Regions from separate parts of the Homo sapiens genome. Here region 1 is linked to region 2. Evidence: read pairs that join two places in POLR2A ChIA-PET (ENCODE). Cell type or tissue: Caco-2. All regions are shown on one strand. Each heading gives the region's core, and the rest is flanking DNA. Links, peaks and the distances in the headings are about the cores only. Region 1 overlaps AKAP6 (A-kinase anchoring protein 6). Region 2 overlaps AKAP6 (A-kinase anchoring protein 6).

Evidence for each region. Peaks named below come from ENCODE experiments on the same cell type or tissue, not always from the same donor. Only the 100,000 strongest peaks of a DNase experiment are listed, where the experiment ranks them.
Region 1: POLR2A ChIA-PET joins it to region 2 with 16 read pairs; 4 of 35 experiments call an interaction of 5 or more read pairs at or near these places.

What each region holds. Positions count from the first base shown.
Region 1 is chr14:32,543,810-32,549,193 of GRCh38, forward strand. It overlaps AKAP6 (A-kinase anchoring protein 6), which reads left to right. Exons shown (of 14, transcript NM_004274.5): 4 at 1,421-3,190. Among named protein-coding and RNA genes, the nearest start is that of AKAP6, 220 kb to the left of the region's middle. In Caco-2, for the core only: no CTCF peak of the experiment used is centred there; a DNase peak (open chromatin) is centred at 332.
Region 2 is chr14:32,471,269-32,476,652 of GRCh38, forward strand. All of the region lies in intron 2 of AKAP6 (A-kinase anchoring protein 6), which reads left to right. Among named protein-coding and RNA genes, the nearest start is that of AKAP6, 140 kb to the left of the region's middle. In Caco-2, for the core only: no CTCF peak of the experiment used is centred there; a DNase peak (open chromatin) is centred at 2,393.

The sequences.
Region 1 (5,384 bases), core at 123-5,122, 72 kb after region 2:
GTCCAAGCTACTCTTATGTAAGAAAGGGACAATAGTACAGACGGCAGAAGAAAATTTTAAGGATTAAATGAAAAAGTAATTGTAGTAATCAACCATCATCATTTATAGATGAGGACTCTGAGGCTTAGAAAAGTTAAATAAGGCTTTTTGTCTGTTTATCTAGATGTTATGGAATGAGAGTGAGTGGAGTAGGAGATAAAGGCAGGGTGAAGGTCTGAAGGGAGAGAACATTCCAAAAACAAAAACAAACAAATGAGCAGTAAAACCAGATATAAGATCCTGGAGAAGCCAGATCTGGGAAAACCTGGTTGAAAGGATCACAGGGTCCAGCAGCCACATGGAATCCAGCTTCAATTGGCTCACCACAGTTCTTCCTCCAGAAAAAAAGGAGATCTGGGGATGTAACAACCCTTCACTTTTCAGTTTTCTTTTTTCATTTCCTAAGGGGGCTAGGTTAGATCAGTCTGTTATTTAGCCAGTAGGCAAAATAGGATAGTTCCCAGGGCTCTTCTACCCCAAACAAATCATCAGTGAAAATCTTCCCATTTGTTGTATGAAATCAGAAACTGCATTAGTAATGGGACAAAAGCCTTAATTACAGAATTAAAGATTTAACAAATTAAAAATAGTTAATCGTAATGCTGTTTTTTTAGTGTGAGGGAGTTTTAAATCAAATCAGCCTATCCAGAATTATGAATAGTAAGAAAGATGGGCACTTAACAGCTCGCAAACACCAGTGGGAGCAGGACTTGGGGAGAAAAACATGCAGAGGGAGGAGCTGATGCTATCTCTAATGATAAAGTTTGGACATTCATTAATTTTCTCCTTCAAAAGGGTGGGGCCAAACAGAAACTGGTCTTGAACTATTATGTATTTGCAAATTCAGTAGTTTACCTTCCTTTGATTCATCAATATATGTTTAACACAACTGGCTTATTATAATTAATTATTCTACTTAAAAATATTTATTGAGCATCTACCATGAGTTAGCCACTGTGGTAGGTACTGGAATGATAGCAAAAAGCAAAACAGACATTCGTGGAGATTTTACTTTTACATTATTTTGATCCCAGAAATTGTATTACTTAAGGCTTTGTTTATGAAATTCTTATTAAATGAATAATATATTATTTTTAAGTTGAAAATTAAGTCAAGAATGGATTTTTTTGGCTTGCTCTTGACATTTCTGTTAAGGCTGTATACTCCAGATTAGTGAAAAATCTTCAGGTGTTTAAGAACAAGATACTATATAAAGCAATGTGGTAATTGATTAATATCCCTTTGTGTATGTCAAACCACAAGCAATAGGGACCAATACATTTGACCTTTATAGTGCCCTGTACTGCAATTTCATTTACATAGCAGCTGATGTTGTAATTGATGTTGCATTTACTGAAACCATTGCCATTGTCTGTTTCAGGGCCGGCTTGATTCTCTAACAGAAGTGGATGACTCAGGACAATTAACCATCAAATGTTCTCAAAATTACTTGTCTCTGGATTGTGGCATTACTGCATTCGAACTGTCTGACTACAGTCCAAGTGAGGATTTGCTCAGTGGGCTAGGTGACATGACCTCTAGCCAAGTCAAAACCAAACCCTTTGACTCTTGGAGCTACAGTGAGATGGAAAAGGAGTTTCCTGAGCTTATCCGAAGTGTTGGTTTACTTACGGTAGCTGCTGACTCTATCTCTACCAATGGCAGTGAAGCAGTTACTGAGGAGGTATCTCAAGTATCTCTCTCAGTAGACGACAAAGGTGGATGTGAGGAAGACAATGCTTCTGCAGTCGAAGAGCAACCAGGCTTAACACTGGGGGTGTCATCATCTTCAGGAGAAGCTCTGACAAATGCTGCTCAACCCTCCTCTGAGACTGTGCAGCAAGAATCCAGTTCCTCCTCCCATCATGATGCAAAGAATCAGCAGCCTGTTCCTTGTGAAAATGCAACCCCCAAACGAACCATCAGAGATTGCTTTAATTATAACGAGGACTCTCCCACGCAGCCTACATTGCCAAAAAGAGGACTTTTTCTTAAAGAGGAAACTTTTAAGAATGATCTGAAAGGCAATGGTGGAAAGAGGCAAATGGTTGATCTAAAGCCTGAGATGAGCAGAAGCACCCCTTCGCTAGTAGATCCTCCTGACAGATCCAAACTTTGCCTGGTATTGCAGTCTTCTTACCCCAACAGCCCTTCTGCTGCCAGCCAGTCTTATGAGTGTTTACACAAGGTGGGGAATGGGAACCTTGAAAACACAGTCAAATTTCACATTAAAGAAATTTCTTCCAGCCTGGGAAGGCTTAACGACTGCTATAAAGAGAAATCTCGACTTAAAAAGCCACACAAGACCTCAGAAGAGGTGCCTCCATGCCGAACACCTAAACGGGGGACTGGTTCAGGCAAACAAGCTAAAAATACAAAGAGCTCAGCAGTGCCAAATGGAGAGCTTTCTTATACTTCCAAGGCCATAGAGGGGCCACAAACAAATTCTGCTTCCACATCCTCACTTGAGCCTTGTAATCAGAGAAGTTGGAATGCCAAATTGCAATTGCAGTCAGAAACATCCAGTTCACCAGCTTTTACTCAGAGCAGTGAATCCTCTGTTGGCTCAGACAACATCATGTCTCCGGTGCCACTTCTTTCAAAACACAAAAGCAAAAAAGGTCAAGCCTCCTCTCCAAGTCACGTCACTAGGAATGGTGAGGTTGTGGAGGCCTGGTATGGCTCTGATGAATACCTAGCACTGCCCTCTCACCTTAAGCAGACAGAAGTATTGGCTTTGAAGTTGGAAAACCTAACAAAGCTTCTGCCTCAGAAACCCAGAGGAGAAACCATCCAGAATATTGATGACTGGGAACTGTCTGAAATGAATTCAGATTCTGAAATCTATCCAACCTATCATGTCAAAAAGAAGCATACAAGGCTAGGCAGGGTGTCTCCAAGCTCATCTAGTGACATAGCCTCTTCACTAGGGGAGAGCATTGAATCTGGGCCCCTGAGTGACATTCTTTCTGATGAGGAGTCCAGTATGCCTCTCGCTGGCATGAAAAAGTATGCTGATGAGAAGTCAGAAAGAGCTTCATCCTCTGAGAAAAATGAGAGCCATTCTGCCACTAAATCAGCTTTAATTCAGAAACTGATGCAAGATATTCAGCACCAAGACAACTATGAAGCCATATGGGAAAAAATAGAGGTAAGGTGGTTTTCTTAACATGAATGATTTCTCACTTGAGTTTTGGAAGTATTGCTGGGAGAAGGTCACACTCCTACACTCTATTATAAAATGTATGGCTATTTTTGATAAATCTGATTCTCCAAAGAAAGAAAAGAAAAAGCACAATGATCAATGCATGTGACAAAGAGTATGAATCACTAGGAATTGCCCTTGTCAGTGCATTAGCTTGATGTGCTCCTGCCTGGTATAGAATTCTTTGTTGAAATTGTTCAAATCTATCATGACTACTGATGAATGCTGGAACCCCTTGGATCTAATACAAAATTAAATAGAATGATAGCTGTGCACACACAAGTAGCTCAGGAATATATGCATAGACTATTCCAGTTACCCCAGAGTGTTTTTATTCATTTCTTCTGACTCCAGAATACATTCCACATCTCCAATGTTAACTTCTTGTAGAAATAGACCAGACATTTCTAATTTATTAGGGATCTTTTTTTTCTTTACTCTTCCTCCTCTTTGAGAACTCTGGCTAATAACCATATTACCTATACATGTACCACCCATGGACTCTGGGATGTGAAGTTGACATTTTGGCTAAATCTGTACTTTTGAACAAATTACTAGATATGACGTAATGTTTGAGGACAGACTTATCAAAAATCTCAGGACCGACGGCTTGGGCAATGTAGGGAGACCCCATCTCTATATTAGCCAGGAGCGGTGGCACACACCTGTGGTCCCAGCTACTCAGGAGGCTGAGGCAGGAGGATTGCTTGAGCTGAGGAGGTTGAGGCTGCAGTGAGTTGTGGTCATGCCACTGCACTCCAACCTGGGCAACAGAGTGAGACCCTGTCTCAAAAAAAAAAAAAAATCTCAGGACTGAGCTCCATAGTATAAGTAATTATTTGATCTTTTAAGAGGCATCTGGGCAAAGAGATTCACTATGATTACTGTGGTAATGGCCGTTTCCTCAGGAGGCCATTGGAAGTAGATCCAGCTGACTTGATAATTGTTAATGGTTTCTTGTTTGATGACATATCAATGGCCATGCTTGTCTACATATAATTTGTGTATGACTTTATGGTATGCAACGCTCTCCCACATGCTTTTTTTTTTTTTTTTTTTTTCCTCTGAGCAGAGTTTTGCTCCTGTTGCCCAGGCTGGAGTGGAATGGCACCATCTCAGCTCACTTCAACCTCCACCTCCCAGGTTCAAGAGATTACCCTGCCTCAGCCTCTCGTGTAGCTGGGATTATAGGCCCCCACAACCATGCCCAGCTAATTTTTGTATTTTTAGTAGAGACGGGGTTTCGCCATGTTGGCCAGGCTAGTCTCGAACTCCTGACCTCAGGTGATCCGCCTGCCTTGGCATCCCAAAGTGCTGGGATTACAGGCGTGAGCCACTGTGCGTGGCCCATACATTTTTTTTTTTTACTTGATCTTCACAGCTGTCCTGTGAAGGAAGCAGGCCATGCCAGATTATTCTCGCTTTACAGAGATGGAAACAGCCTCCATGAGCTTAAGTGATTTTTCTCAAGCTAAAATAGATAGATAGATAGATAGATAGATAGATAGATAGATAGATAGATAGATAGATAGATATAAAGAGATGGTAGGTAGCTAGATAGAGACAAACAGACAGACACAGATAGACAGACTGACAGACAGACAGGCAGAGACAGAGACAGACAAACCAGACAGACCTTTTGTGTAGGAAGCTGAGACGCAAACTCACGTCTTCTGATTCTTAGTCCAGTTTTCTTCTATAGTATCATGTTGCCTCCCTGAAAGGGGTTGTAGTTTCTCCTTCGCCGGGAAACTATAAGATAGGAGAGAAGAAAGAGTTCAGGACCCATTCAGACTGGATAGAGAATATTGATGTAACTGCCATGGGCACTCCTCCTAATTTTTTTTTGTTCTGTTTTTTGTTTTTTTTACATCCATTCGTTGTCGAATACTACTCTGAGACCAGCATTGTGCTAGACACTGGATAAAGGTATAGTGCATATGGATAGAATAACCTGGAGGAAGAAAATGCAGGTTTATAAACAAAGAGGAAAAAGTTATCAAATATACAGCAGTAATAACATATTAATCATCATTAACATATATCAAGTATTCGTGTATCTAGTCCTCACAACAACCCTGATATTAACCTTATTTTATGGCTGAGGAGACAGGCTGAGAGAGACCATGCAGTCTGCTCC
Region 2 (5,384 bases), core at 315-5,314:
TAGCACTAAGTACCATGGGTTAGGCTTATGTCATTATCTCTGTATTTCTACATTTTCCTAGTGTTTCATAGTCACACAGCTAAAGATAGTAGAAGTCATCTGATCCATGACCAGTTCTGTAATGCGTTTATGGACGGTGGTAGTAATAAGAAATTGTGGACCAAAAGCAAGATCATAGTGCTACTTCCTAAACTGTGAATTAGCAGGCTGAACCTTTTAATAGTTTAAGTCTTTCTTGTCAGTGGGGGAATCCAAGTCCATGGCGAGAGCTGAGACTTAGTTTCATAGGCCATTGTCTTTTCTCCTAAGTGTATTATACATTTACTCAATTTTCATTGTAAACCCTTTCAACATTCTCTCACCCAATTTGGGTAGGTGGAATCCTGTACCCCCCACCAGGGCTATAGCTAATATCTTCATTGCACAGTTATTGTTCATTGAGACATGTACCTCCATCCATGGTATAAACTGTTTTTATTATCTGTCTCACCTCCATTTTAACAGTAATTCTGTTGACATTGCTTCTAGACTGGAGTTTGGCTAATAAGACACTGGACACTGTGTTATCTGTGCTAAGGAAGCACAGATAACGCAGCGTGTTAAGCATTCTGGGTCAGGATTTTTGTGCTGGCACAATTGTGAGTAAACCAAGAAAAATAGTCCCTATGAGATTTCTTTCAGACTTCAGCACACAGAAACCTAGTGGATTGTTCCTTAAGATAAAAGAGAGGTTTGAGAATTTACTTTTTGTCATAGTTTGGGTTCCCAGGAATCGGATTCTGAGGCTCTGAGATCTACATGCTGGAGGTTTATTGGGGTGAGTTCTTGGGAAAAGCACCTCTGAGAGGTGAGGGAAGTAAATCAACCAGAGAGAGGAGTTGAACTGCAGCTGTGACAGAGATGGCAGTATTCCTACCCAGAACTCTAAAGTGGCTCCCCTTTTCCCCCAGGCTTTATACCTCCTCCCATTTAGCAGACATGGGATGTGGAAAGCTCCCAGGGAAGGGCATGACCTTGGGTGAGGCAGCTGAGGGCAAGTCCCAGGGAGGGTCTCAGCTGAGAGCAATAAGCAGTCAACACTGCTTAGCAGGTGGGGTAAATAAGTGTCTTGATCATAAGGTGGGGTAGGAGGAGGGCAAGTATAAATGCTGTCCACCGCATTCAATAGAAGTGTTTTCTCTATTATTACTAAAGAATGGCTTGACCCAGAAAAGATCATGGTCTTTAGCCACAGAACTTAATTCTAGGAGAGGCGATATTACAGCAGACTGATCCCTGTAATGCAAATGGCAATGCCCCTCTTTGCTGAGAGGCATTGTGGAGAATGCATGAAAACATGGCAGTGATGTTGGCAGGGAGATGGCAACGAGGTTCTCTGCACCAACTGTCTCCTGCAGCTGGGAAAAGACACACAGCCTGGCTGCCAACTGTTGGGCTCATTGTGCTCTGGCTGAATTTAGTTCCCTCTTATGTCAGCTTGCAATTCTATGTTGAAGAAAATCGGTCTGGTCTGCCACCATCACCATCTCTTAGCAACTAAGAGAGATTGAAACAACAGCTGGGTAATTTGATATTGGGAACTTAAAGGTCGTGAAAATAGAATATAATGGCTGTTTGTATTAAAGGAAAAAAAAAGAGAAAATGATGTAATCCTAATGCTTAGAAATGTTTGGAATGCCACATGGGTTACAAAGAGTGAAAATCTAGTTTAAACTGGTTGGATTCTTTCTCTCTCAGAATGATTAAAGTTGAGCCCAGAAGCTCACCCAAACACACATATTTGCCTAAATATAAATCCCTGTGGAATGTTGGAGCTATAATGTGAAAAACAGTTTCTGTGTTTTTGTATTTTCTCTAAGACTGACCTACAGCTTTCTTATCACAAGTTTTGAAGCAATACTTATAACATAGATGATAATTTAGAGTTATTTTTTACTTTGCTTTTTGTGGGCAATGGGGATGGGGACTGCAGTGAAGATGGGAGAGAATGAGGTGTGGCCCTCAGACATAGTGCTGTGCAGGAAGCCTACTACTTCAGAGGCTGCCCACAGCCTCACATACAACAGGTAATAATAGAATTACATGTTTGAAAACTAGAAAATGAGAAGTAGAAGCCAGATGAAATTGTTAAAACAAGTTTTTCTTTTTTCCCTAGGGCCAGTGAGGAGACCATCTGTTTTTCAAATTAGAAAAGCCAGAAAATATAATGTTTGCTCTCAGAATGAGTCAAATGTCATACTCTAATGAAAATTCCAAAGCAGAAAGAGAGAAAGGAAGAAGAGCTTGAAATGCCAAATTAGTGGGGTGAGGTGCTTGCTGCTTGCATTCCTGCAGATCCAAGCATTTTGCAACTCTAGTAAACCTGCCAGGACAAGGTTCATTTGAAGGGGTGTGGATTACCGGGAGGTGCGGGGGGACTGACATTCTAGTGCTTTAGATGGTAGGTAACTGCCTGGTCTTGTTTCTCAGAATAACTTGTTCATCCACCACATATGTGGCTTTCATCCCAGCACATTGGGCAGGACACCACTGTTTTCTTCGTTTGGTTAATAGTTACACTTCCTTGACACCTCATACAGCTGGGTCATGGATCTGCTGCTGTTCTCAATGTGAGCATCACTGTCTTTTTTTCTTTTTCTTTTTCTTTTTTTGGGACAGGATCTCTGTCACCCAGGCTGGAGTGCGGTGGCACGATCTCAGCTCACTGCAGCCTCCACCTCCTGGGTTCAAGCGATTCTCCTGCCTCAGCCTCTCAAGTAGCTGGGATTACAGGCATGCACCACCGTGCCTGGCTAATTTTTGTATTTTTGGTAGAAACGGGGTTTCACTATGTTGGCCAGGCTGGTCTCAAACTCCTGATCTCAGGTGATCCACCCGCCTCGGCCTCCCAAAGTGCTGGGATTACAGGTGTGAGCCACGGTGCCCAGCCCACTGTCTTTTTTCATCAATGCTAAGAGAATTTAATTCTTTCCACATGAAGCGATTCTACTTCCTCAACACGTGTTTCGTTTTGTGACACAACAACTTGGAGGAGGTGAAATTCATTAACAAGGAATAAATATCTTCTCTTTATGGAGCCACTTCCTTAACCCCTCAAATCTTCCTAGACCACTTCCATCCAACGTAGAATAAGTGAACCATATGAAATTGCTGTTTTTGTGGGTCAAAGGCAATTGAATGGTAGTCTCACATGGTTCAACATCTGTATACAAGCAAGTTCTCTGATGAAAAAGCTGAGTGACTGCGAGTACCATTCTTAGAATTCTTTAGGAGAGAAGAAAGATTTCAAGGTAAACAATCTGACAAACTTATTTGTAATCAAACTAAATTCCAGGTGGGGCTGGCTTATAGTTCACACACATTAAAGAAATAGGGATTGAATCTTGCAGGAAACTAGCACTTTTCCCCAAGGGGGATGAGGATTTAAGTTTCCTTCATGGAATATGTTTCCAGTTCATTTGGTCCTGCATTTATTTTAGAAATTGTTTGATATTTGCACTTCACTCATTTTCCAAAATTTGTTCTGATTCCAGATTTCTCTGTTAAATTTCTATAAATTTGTTTATTTGCTATTTGCTTTGGAGAATAGGAATTATATGAATTTCTTGGCAAAACGGATGAAAATTCTAACCTACCATTCATTTGGGAGAGGTGTACATATGTTCACTTCCACAGCTGTAGCACATTTGTTCTCAGTTTTGTACTTTTGAGACACAGGAAGTATATTTCTTTAAATGTTCTCTCTGGAAATACATACGTAGAGCTACAGCCTGATGAACATTCCTTATACAAAGGAATGTACATCTCAGTGTAGTACTCGTCTATAATTTACTTTCAATGGTTTATGGATGTATAATAATCACAGTGAACCTTTGTTCAGCGCTTACTATATGTCAGATACTTTGCATGCACTATCATGTTTTGTCCTTATCCTGTGATGTGGGTCCTAGTCCTGACACACAACACAGGAAACTGAGGCACAGAGGTTAAGCTTCTCTTCCAAAGACCCACAGTTGTTATTATAATAATAATGCTAAGGCTGATGTTCAGGGCATCTCTAAAGCCTTCTGCTCTCTTATTTACAACACCATTCTACCTTCACATTGGCTACAGCTGATTCAGGCATCCCCTCCATTAATCCTTTTTAGTGAATGTTAGTTTTTGTTGTGGGTTCTTATTTTAAAGGTGATATTTTGGGCAAGATGTCTTGAAGGACTGATGGCAGGTGCATATTGACAATTCTATGCAGAGCAAAGCTTCCAAAAAGGCATGCTATGAATTCTGTCAATGTGGAAGATCGAGCAAAACCAGCTTCTCTTTGCAGCACTGGCATGCAACCAACCTGCTCACCTGCATCCTTACATCTTAATCTGATGAGCAGAGTCTGCAGACAGAAATCATTTTCAGCTCTTTTTTTTTTTTTTTTTTGAGACGGAGTCTCGCTGTGTCACCCAGGCTGGAGTGCAGTGGCTTATCTCTGCTCACTGCAAGCTCCGTCTCCTGGGTTCATGCCATTCTCCTGCCACAGCCTCCCAAGTAGCTGGGACTACAGGCGCCCGCCACCACGCCCGGCTAATTTTTTTGTATTTTTTTTTTAGTAGAGAAGGGGTTTCACCATGTTAGCCAGGATGGTCTCGATCTCCTGACCTCATGATCCGCCCGCCTCGGCCTCCCAAAGTGCTGGGATTACAGGCGTGAGCCACTGCGCCTGGCCTTCAGCTCTTTTAACTACTCATAAAAATGTTTTAAGTACATTTTTAACTAGCAGTACTTGTATAATATTATAATTATTATCTATTTGGTACCTTTAAATTTTCATGTTTATATGCAGAAATAAACAATATATTGTTCTTAAACATATTTTTGTGATATATTTTCTAGGACCTTATATTTATCAATTCAACAAATATTTAATGCCTACCATATGTCAAACTATTCTTGGCATAGCAGTAAACACAAGTGACAAAAATTCTGACCTCATGCTCTTAAAGTTTTTATAATGATTAGTTTTAAAAATCTTTATCCATAGAAGGCTAGGCAAGGAGGATGGATCTATATAGAAGCACTTCCTTACTGAGTTGAGAGGCTTGGGGAGAAATGCATAGTGCCTCCTTATTTGGAAGCCCCCAAAGTCATCTCAGACCCTACTTGGACATAAGTAAACAGCGAAGTAGGATCTGGAAGAGGTTTAAGTTGAACTTTCCTTGTGTGCATTATCCTCAAAGATATATTGCAATAAGATTTTTGTATAGAATGCAAGTCTCCTACTGGATTTTAGCCCTGTTTCCCATCGAATTTTATCTAGTCATATTTGACTTGTGTCAGATAAAGATTAAAACCTTCAGACACCGGGCCGCAAGTTGAAGATCTTTCTGAATCACAGT